2 separate regions of the Homo sapiens genome follow, and region 1 is linked to region 2. The links are chromatin loops, found by intact Hi-C in ENCODE. Cell type or tissue: ascending aorta. All regions are shown on one strand.

What was found. Peaks named below come from ENCODE experiments on the same cell type or tissue, not always from the same donor. Only the 100,000 strongest peaks of a DNase experiment are listed, where the experiment ranks them.
Region 1: it touches region 2 in a loop (5-fold over the local background); 1 of 110 quality-filtered maps calls a loop at or near these places.

What each region holds. Positions count from the first base shown.
Region 1 is chr1:178,936,182-178,941,181 of GRCh38, forward strand. LOC102724754 (a long non-coding RNA gene) reads right to left here and starts at 2,890. Exons shown (of 3, transcript XR_426873.4): 1 at 2,636-2,890; 2 at 1,778-1,895; 3 at 718-797. RefSeq lists an enhancer at 2,989-3,488. In ascending aorta, no CTCF peak of the experiment used is centred here; DNase peaks (open chromatin) are centred at 2,950 and 3,370; H3K4me3 peaks cover 1,939 bases; H3K27ac peaks cover 3,846 bases.
Region 2 is chr1:178,342,649-178,347,648 of GRCh38, forward strand. The region is part of intron 3 of RASAL2 (RAS protein activator like 2); the gene reads left to right. Among named protein-coding and RNA genes, the nearest start is that of CLEC20A, 150 kb to the right of the region's middle. RefSeq lists an enhancer at 2,143-2,711. In ascending aorta, a CTCF peak has its summit at 1,985; no DNase peak of the experiment used is centred here; H3K4me3 peaks cover 978 bases; H3K27ac peaks cover 3,624 bases.

The DNA of each region.
Region 1 (5,000 bases), 590 kb after region 2:
ACCTCTCTTCTTCTAGGCTCCTTACAGACTCTTTCATGCCTTTAATTATCTTTACTTCTCATCAAATAACATGACTTATTACAACTTACCTTGTCATTACTTTTTGTAATTTAATCTTCCAATAAACTTTGGGTATCTAATCTTGATGTAGCAAACCATGAAATCCTCAGCAATATGTTTGCAAAACCACCCCAAGGATGGGTTGCATCTGCAAGTGTTTAATCTCAATTTATATTGTGAAGATTCTTATGGCTTCCCCTTCAAATCCCGACACCCTTTGACCTTGTCCCCAAATTCCAGAGGTGCTATTATCCATACAGACATATGTTATAGATTCCAGAAGTGCTAGAAGATTCTGGAAGATAAGAGGAACTGAATTTATATTGCTCTGAAACAGGATGCACAGAAAAGCAAGTCTCACACCACTCCTCTTTCATGTCTGATGCAGCACAAGTGTATAGACAGCTCATCCCTGGAGCTCATGATAACAGAGTTCCTTCTAGCCTACTTCAGTTGTAGTCAGCCCTAGCTACTATAACAAAATACCATAGACTGGGTGGTTTAAACAACACACATTTATTTCTCACAGTCCTGGAGGCTAGAAAATCCAACATCAAGATACCAGCAGATTCTGTTTGGGTGAGGGCTCTTGGCTTGCAGACAGCCACCTTCTCACTGTATCCTCACGTGGTGGGGAGAGTGAGCTCTGGTCTCTTCCTCTTCTTATAAGGACACTAATCCAGTAATGGAGGTCCCACCTTCATGCTCTCATTTAAATCTGCCAGAGGCACCACCTCCTAATAAATACCATCACACTGGGGGTTAGGGCTTCAGTATATGAATGGCAGGGGCACATTCAGTCCATAGCAAATGCCCACCAGGTTCTGCTATACCAGATATTTTCTATTAAGTGGAGAAACTGTAGATAGTTTTCTTTTTTTTTTTTTTTTTTTTTTTTTGAGACGGAGTCTCGCTCTGTCGCCCAGGCCGGACTGCGGACTGCAGTGGCGCAATCTCGGCTCACTGCAAGCTCTGCTTCCCGGGTTCACGCCATTCTCCTGCCTCAGCCTCCCGAGTAGCTGGGACTACAGGCGCCCGCCACCGCGCCTGGCTAATTTTTTGTATTTTTAGTAGAGACGGGGTTTCACCTTGTTAGCCAGGATGGTCTCGATCTCCTGACCTCATGATCCACCCGCCTCGGCCTCCCAAAGTGCTGGGATTACAGGCGTGAGCCACCGCGCCTGGCCAACCGTAGATAGTTTTCAGTACACATACAACCATTTTGGTTTTGGGGGCCCAAACAAAAGGTGGTACAGAAAGTTTGTTTTCTAACCAGCTTATTAAATGAGTTTCAAGTACAGAGTAAAGAAAATTAATGTAACTAAATCTTGGGACATGATTTTACTGAGGATTGTCCAGGGTCTTTTGAGGCCGCAATTAGAGATGAGACCAGACCTTTCCATTCCTCATCTGCTCTGCTGGACTCCAGAGCACTGCCTTCCTCCAAAAAGGAAAATTAGAAACAAATTCTCAAGTGGTTTGATAGTAATTCAGCCCAGCAAATTTTACTTTCCATTAAAAGTCACCAGCTGTCATGTGCTTAGCTTTAAATGGAAATAACTTGCTCTCAAAAAACATTTTTCAGTTGATGTCACTTGTGAGTTTTATTTTCTCCTAATGAAAAATGGATTTGCATTAGTGCAACTTTGGGGACAGGAAACCCCTGGATGGAGGCCTGAGCTGGTGATCTGCCCCTGCCCTGAGGAAAGCTAATTACCGGCCGGCCAGCGTGGAAGATTGATGCTGCGGTCAGGAGGGGACTTTGGGGAACAGAGGGGAGGAGTGTTGATAATGGTCTGTCTTCTTTGCAGTGAGAGTCCCCACGGTGCTTCTTCCTTTAAAAAAAAAAGAAAAGAAAAGAAACGTAAAAAATGCTTTTAAGTGTTGAGATTTTGGAGAGGGCAGTGAATATTTTAACACGATTAATGTTTTTTAGGGAGGCAGCCCTTCTCAGCCTCTAATACTCCCGTGCTCAGAGCCTGTCACATCTGAGGCCTCATCCCTACAGAGCTCTCTGTGGAAGAAGACTCTCTGTGGCCCTCCACTGTGTTCAGGTGCCTCCCAGAATCTCTTGTCGGTGACAGCTGGAATGATCTCTTCATGACCCTCAAGAACAAAACAAAGAGAATCTCTCGACTGAAGCTCCTTGAAGGCTGAACTAGTCCCTTACGCAGTCCTGCCTCTGTGGCACCTCACAGGAGAGCCAGGACACTCAGGAGCCCCCTGCAGTGGTCCTGGCAGACAGAGGAGGCAGGAGGGCAACGCCTAGAACCCTCGGCTTTCCCTACTGGGAGCCCCTGGTCAGGGTGGGCAGAGCAGACTCTTGAAGAGTCATTCCAGCAGGGGCCTGACCCACTGAAAAGAATGAATGGAGAGACCAGAGACACTGGGAGCTGGTGGAACTGGGAAACAGAGAAAGGGAGAAGCCAACAGCCACAACATTCACAGGCCCCCAGACTGAAAGCTGGCAGTGTACTTAAAACCGTGTCCTTAAGTGGGCTGTCTTGCCTCACCGGTCCCCTACATACATGCACACGCATGCACATGCACACACACACAGGCATCACACACCCACCTCTGGGGCACTGTCCATGAATACAGCAGCACTCAAACCTGGGGCTATACCCAAGTGCCATCCCAGCCTAGGCAAAGCTTCCCTCAACCCCCTGTCTCCATGCTCACAGAAAGGGCTTAGAAGTGTCCAAGAATTTTTGAATAATGTTCTTGACAGACACCAAAGCTTTTTCCTCCTCCAGAGCGTGGAGGGCTGGGGCTGCCCCCAGGGAAGTCTCCCCTGGCAGCTCCTGTCTGAGCAGCTGGGGCCAGCTCCAGGAACACTAAATTCTGGCTGCGTTTCCAGTCAAGGCCGGGTTACTTTAGAATCCCTCTTCTCCCCCCTTGTCTTTTCAAGCAGGAGCCAGCCAAGGTATTCGTCATGTTTCCGAGCTACCCTGCTGCTTGATTTATGTGCACGCAGGGCTGGGACGAAGATGCCAGAGCGGGGTGAAGGCTAACCCCGAGGGTGAGGGGAAGTGGGGTGCTGGACTCTCCCGTCACCCCAGGGGCCACTGAAAGGGTCCCTGGTTTTTGTATCAACTGTGTTCAGCTCAAGGTTGGAGACCATGTGGACGCCACAGCCCCGGGAGCAGAGGAACAGAGACAACATGCTCTCCAGCTCTCTTGCTCTTGCTCTCTTTTTTGTGTCTCACACTGTGAGATCTTGGCCATAAAAGGAATGAAGCTTTGCTTGCCCTCTCACTGGGCTTCTCCTAAAAGGGCTTTCCGAAAAATTTCCAGCCTTCTCCTTCGGGACACTGGATGTGGTCTCTTTGGCCAAAGAGAAAACGAGTAACAGACGAAGCCCTTGCAGATGAGGAGGCCAAAACCGAAATGTTAATCACCTCGAAATATGTGCACTGCTCTCTCCAGTGCCTCGCTTGGCTCTCCTCAGAGGATCTTTGATGGGGGATTTTCCCCCTGGGGGTGGGGGATTTGCCATCAATATTTGGGAACACGTTTGAGGGTCCAACTTGCAATGACAAGATAATTGTCATTCAGTGTCTAACGTGCCTGTTGTGGTGACTCTGAATGGTTGAAATATTGATTGCAGCTCTTGGTTAAACTAATACTCCTACAACACTCCCATAAAAGCTCAAGATGCTGTCATCCAAAATGAATAAAAATGCCTCTTTTTATTCCACTGCATATGAAAACATGAGATCATTGGAATATATTTAGAGTGAGATTTGGCAGCCTATACATGTTTACAATTCTTGGACTCAAAGCTCTAACGTGAATCGGAGGCACTCTTTTTCGTCTTCGCCTTCTTTTCTTTCTCTAAGAAGGTGAATGCTGATTCCAAGAGTTCATAATCCCTTTTCTTCGTATTACCCAAAGTTAACCTTGCTAAGAGACTAATGACATCCTCAGTTCCAATGGCCAGCTAGAAAGCCTGAGCCTTGACGTGTTAATGCAATGATTCAACCACTGACGTGGCTCCTCACCATCCATCACCCAAGGCAAAGCCTCCACTGGGCTTGAGAAGATTATCCAAAAGTCCTGCCGTTTCCTCAAGTCTTTGAACCATGACTGGGTCTGATTCTATTGGATAGAAGTCTGCAATGCCTTAGGGTCAATGACTCTTGTTATTGCATAGATTTTGGTTTCTTTCTGAAGGAAAGCATGGAATCCTTCCTACTCCAGGAGGAAGGCAGGAACAGTGTGGAATCAACACAGATGCTGCCTGTGCTCTCCTTCCTTGTACTACCTCATCTCTAAGGGGCTGGTGCTTGACCCTGACTGCACATACGATCATCTGGACAGCTTTAAAAACACTGAGGCCTGGTCCCCAACCCCCAGCGATTCTGATTATATTGATCTAGGGCACGCCTGAGCACCAAAAGTTTTTTAAGGTGTTATACTCTATCTTATTTATGTATTTTGTTTTTTGTTTGTTTTTTGAGATGGAGTTTCACTCTTGTCACCCAGGCTGGAGTGAAATGGCACAATCTCAGCTCACTGCAACATCTACCTCCTGAGTTCAAGCAATTCTCCTGCCTCAGCCTCCCTACTAGCTGGGATTACAGGCATACGCCACCACGCCCAGCTAATTTTTGTATTTTTAGTAGAGACAGCATTTCACCATTTTGCCCAGGCTGGTCTCGAACTCCTGACCTCAGGTGATCCACCTGCCTCGGCCTCCCAAAGTGCTGGGATTACAGGTGTGAGCCACCACACCTGGCCCCTAATTATGTTTTTTAGAATTAACGTGCAGAGAAAAAAGATTTGGAAGAACAGTCACCAATATGTTAACTATCTCCAAGTAATAGAATTGAGAATTTTTATTCACTTATGTATTCTTCTGGGTGTCCTGAAAAATTTTTTGCAGCAAAGGACATTTCAACGAAACAAATTGATAGTATAAAGGAGGGGAAATGCTA
Region 2 (5,000 bases):
AATTTTCTGTATAAATATGTTAGTAAACTTTTTTCTGTATGCAAATATCTATTTTTGTAATGTATCTGTTTTACTGAAAGCAAATCGTATTCACTGCCTTTGTTATGTTTATTCAAAAATATAAGATAATATTTTAAATTATCCAGCTATTTTGACCAGTTGCTTCCTTATCCAAGGTCCATTTCTGTTTCTCCCTGCTTATAAGGATCGTCTGTTACTTCACCTCATGAATTATGTGTTAGCAGATAATTTAAGTGAAGGATCTTGAGAGCCGCAACAGACAGTGAACATCTGTCTTCATACATTTTCATTTAGTGCCTAAAAAAGGTTGCTGCCCTTTCCATTTTTCTGGAGACCATTGTGGGGATGAGAGGCCACACTATTCTAGTGAGCTAAATAGTAAAGATAGCCACTGTCAACAGAATCTGTCATGGCTCTTTACAACTCCTGGGAACAAGTTAGCTTGATTTGGCTATAAGCACAGTAAAGGGATGTTGTCCTTTTGTATTAAAGCCTGACCTGCTCTTTCCAGTTTTTGGCTGGGTCTGTGTAAGTGTAGTACTGACTTACAAGTCTGTGTGGAATGGGCAGCAAGTTATAAGGAATAGTTTCATTACTCCTCTCGGCTATATCGGAAACCAAATTACCAAGTGAATTCTCCACCCAGTAGGAAAGAAGAGACTGTCTGTCTTACTGGAGAATCCATTATTTAAGCACTGTTTTTAAGAGGACTGATGGCTGTGAGAATGAGGACATTAATGCTCTATCCAACTTAACAGTATTCATGTTGTATTACACAAAGCTTAGATTCTTCTCTGAGCTTTTATCCTGCTTTTAATATGTGAAAGGACTGCCATGATATATCTATGTATATTATGTTGTGTGTGTATATTATATGATAGAATAGAGAGTAAAATGGGCCTTTGGCCTGAGTATATTTTCTGATGCCAGAAATGATCAGAAGTCATTAATCTATTGCTGGTATTTTACTGACCTAAGTTAAAAGAAACTATTTTATTAACCAAGCTAATCATGATAAAACTCACTACCATGCACTACAAAGAGAAAAATACTCAAAGGAAACACACTTCTTTTTTAATTCTGAAAACAAATGTCAGATTATGCAGGTTCATACCTTCCGTGTTAGAAAAAAAAAACAATAAAAAGGTGCCCACTTTGTGGCTAAAGATAAATTTTATTTTTAAACAAGTTTTTATTGGTGTATAATACATGTAGATAGTTGTGGGATTCATTTGATAATTTAATATGTTTACACAATTTGGAAAGATCAAATCAGTATACTTGGGATACCCATCACCTGAAAAGGAGACAAATTTTAAATGGGAATAGAATGGGTATAGTGAAATGAGTGGCATAAAAAAGAAACTCTCATATGTATGTGAAATAATTTTCTTTTGACCAGTGTTTTCTTGAAGGCAGACCTATTTTCACTATTCATGATTTTCTCCTTGATACTGTTTTAAAATTTTTTCCCATGAACAATCTATATATAAATATTGTTTATATATTAAATTTTCAAAGAAGGTAAAGAGCTCTGCTATGTAATGACAACATTTTCTGAAAAAGATTTGGCTATAGTTGATCAAAACTTTTGACTCATTGAAAGGAACTGCTTTCTTTGCTGTTGCAATTTCTTTCTACCTCTTGGGCATAATTCTATGTTATGTGTCCCAGTTAAATCCCCAAGAATGAAATATCTTCAAAGAAAAATGAAGGCAAAAGATAGGGGCCAGGAGCAGGGACTTGAAGCTGGACATATAAATTGTTCTGAGATGTCAAATTAATTCTTTACTCATGAAAGTTACCCAGTTATCCACCCAAGACTCCAAGAGTCCTTTTATGTAGACAACACGATTGTGTTTGCCCTTCTGCTCCAGTCTTGACCTTCAGCAGTCTCTAAAGAGGAAAAGTGTTTGTTACAGACTCTTTTTGTTCTCTTCTGTTGTTTCACGCTCCCTAGTGGTTGTTCATGGTCATTCTTGTTTTCAGTTCCCTGTATATCAGTTGTAGTGAGAAGGAGAAGGAGGTGACTATTGTATTGTGAAATAAGGTTCACCGGATTCTTATATTTGAGTTGCATAAACTTTCTTAAAATAACTGATTCTTATATGCAGAATCAGAAGCAAAAATTTTTGTCCTGTTGTTCCTAGTGGACAATGATTCAAGAAAATGAGTCATGACTCAGCGATATGAATTCTCTTTTAGCCGGGGTTATTTTTAACTGCTGATGGGAATTCCATCTATCAAAATTCCACATTTAATTGTGGGTATGATCTCAGCTTGTGTTTGGAAGCCTTAAGCAATGCCACTCAGAATACTTTCTTTGTACATACTTGACAAGTAAGAGAGACTTACTGAGTCAGTGATTAAAATTCAGATGAAGGCCTTTGTCCTCTCTGGTACCCTCCTTGCCCCTACTCAAACCGTGTCATTAAGCTGAATTGGAAATACTGTTAACTCAAGCACATGAAGAGGGAACCATTGAGGAGATCCTGTTAATAATACGACTCTATAGAACTCCACATTTCTGTCATTCTCAGGTTTGCAATATTTTTTGAGTAAATGAGTTGCTGAAAAACACCTTGAAAAAGTAGTTTAGGTTTGTGCAGCCCTATTCTTTGAAGAAGAAAAGATACCTGGTTCTGCTTGCTCTTTCTAATGTCAGATCTTGGAAAATAAGCAACTTGAGCTGCTGGAATAAAGCAGGTGTCGTTCAGGATCAAGTGTTGCCTAGGATAGCTAGCCTGTTAGACAAGTTGCTAACTGATGTCCTGAATCCAATTCCAAAGATTACGGAGTACCTTTGAAAAATGTTGTAACAGCACTGTTGTGTAACTATTCGTAAATACTACCTTTAGTTTATATGAAGATTAGTAAAATGGGTATTCTTTCCATTTTTAAGATTCTGGTTTGTAACTTTTTTGCTAAAATACTTCAAGTGGGTTGTGTGTGCCTCTCGAGTCAGATCAGAGAAGGTAAGATGTCTGGGTCCCTACTTCAATCACTCTTCTTTCCAGGAATACCTGGAATATGAAGTTTCAGGTAAATAAGTGAAGTGAAATAACAAAGAGAAGTGATTTGTCAAAATGAGTGCAAGAAGAGCCACCAAAAATCTAGCTTGTGTGAGTACATAGAATTGAGTTTGTTCAGTCAAAGGACAAGGGAAGATGTGATAAGTCTATTAACAGGGAAGGATAATCATCTCCTGTGTACCAAGAGCTCATTTCGAAGAGTGTGTCCAGTATGATTATAGAATATTTCTTATCAGTATTTTCTCAAAGTATGGGAAACTAATCCCTCAAACAAAGGGAAATAGATTATTTCAATGCTTTCAACATGTGGTAGAGGAATTGCATCACACAGTATTTGGCCTGCTTTATTTATGAATCTCTATTGTACAGCTGAAATTTAAGGAGTTTTTTTATTAATTGAAATATTTTATCTTTCATATAGTTTGCCACATCAGCCAGGTTCAGTGGCTCATACTTGTAATCTCAACACTTTGGGAGGCTGAATCAGGAGGATTGCTTGAGGCCAGGCCTGGCAACATAGTGAGACCTCCCCTCTACAGAAAATTTAAAAATCAGCCAGGCATCGTGGCATGCACCTCTAGTCCCAGCTACTCAGAAGGCTGAGGTAAGAGGATTGCTTGAGCCCAGGAATCAAGACTGCAGTGAGCTATGGTCACATCACTGTACTCCCGCCTGGGTGACAGAGCAAAACCTTGTATCTTTAAAAAAAAAAAAGAAAGAAAGAAAGAAAAGAAAAGAAATCGCTATATACATCCTGATATTTTCCTTGAAGCATTTTTCCTCCACCTGAAGTCCAGTGAAATGTCACTGTAGTTTCCTGAAACAATAAATACGCTATTATATGAGTAGCATCATTTACTTGCTGGGGTATAATTGCTGAAATTTTGAAATATGCTTTTAGTATGTTAAGTTTTATTTATTTCCTTCCCCTATAAAAAACAGCACTTGGAAAATGATTGGTGATCAACTTTTAAAGATAATTTTTTAAAGTAGCTTTTTAAAATCAATTAAACACCTTACCATTCTCTTCTCATCTCTGAGAAATGGTATAGACCATTTTTATTAACCAAAAATATAGTATAAAGAAGAAACCCTAGGAGTTAACTGCTATCATTACAAGGAATGAAAACTAGTCTCCCTTGTAAACATTTTTTAGCTTATGCAAGATCAAAATGTACTAGGCAGAGGAAATTTATTGTAATATAAAAGGTAGAAGTCTAGTGGAAGTATAGCTGTTTGTCCCCAGTGCCTCAGTAGAACTGTTTAGGTCAACACTTGATGACACTGCTTTATTTTGGTTTTGTTTGGTTTTTTTAATGGAAGGGTATTTAAAACCAGAAGCCAGGCTTTCATCTGGTCTTTTTTAAAAGGAATATCCAAACAATGATTTACCTGTTTTTCTCAGAAGCTATCTTACTGTGAACAAATTGCAAAATGTATTTGACGGTGAAATTTTAATTATCAAGAAATAGTGAGCTTGAAGGGTGTGACTATTGCCATAAAGTGCTGTGATTTATGACAGCTTCCCAGTAGAAATTCTCCCAGTGTCAGAAATTATAAACCCATTTTCATTTTACTTTGTTCTTGAATTAAATATTTAAAGGTAGAATTTTTGTTTCTCTTTCCCCCTATCAGACCTGTGTGACGGGAGAATAGAAACTGTTTTAAGGCTCTTCAGATTTAGTTCAGATGTTGCTTATGTTACATTTTCTCTGATAGTCTGAAAAAATAAATTTTTAAATTTTAACGTTTGATCATAATATATAACAGGCTCCTACACATCAGTGAGAAAAAAGCAAGACTGGAATGCTCATTTTACAAAAGAGGTAATCCAGATGACCATTTAGTATATAACAAGGTGTGCAGCTATTGTTAGTCATCAGGGAAATGCAAATTTAAACCAAAATAGGATTACATACCCATCAAAACGTCTAAAATGAGAAAAAA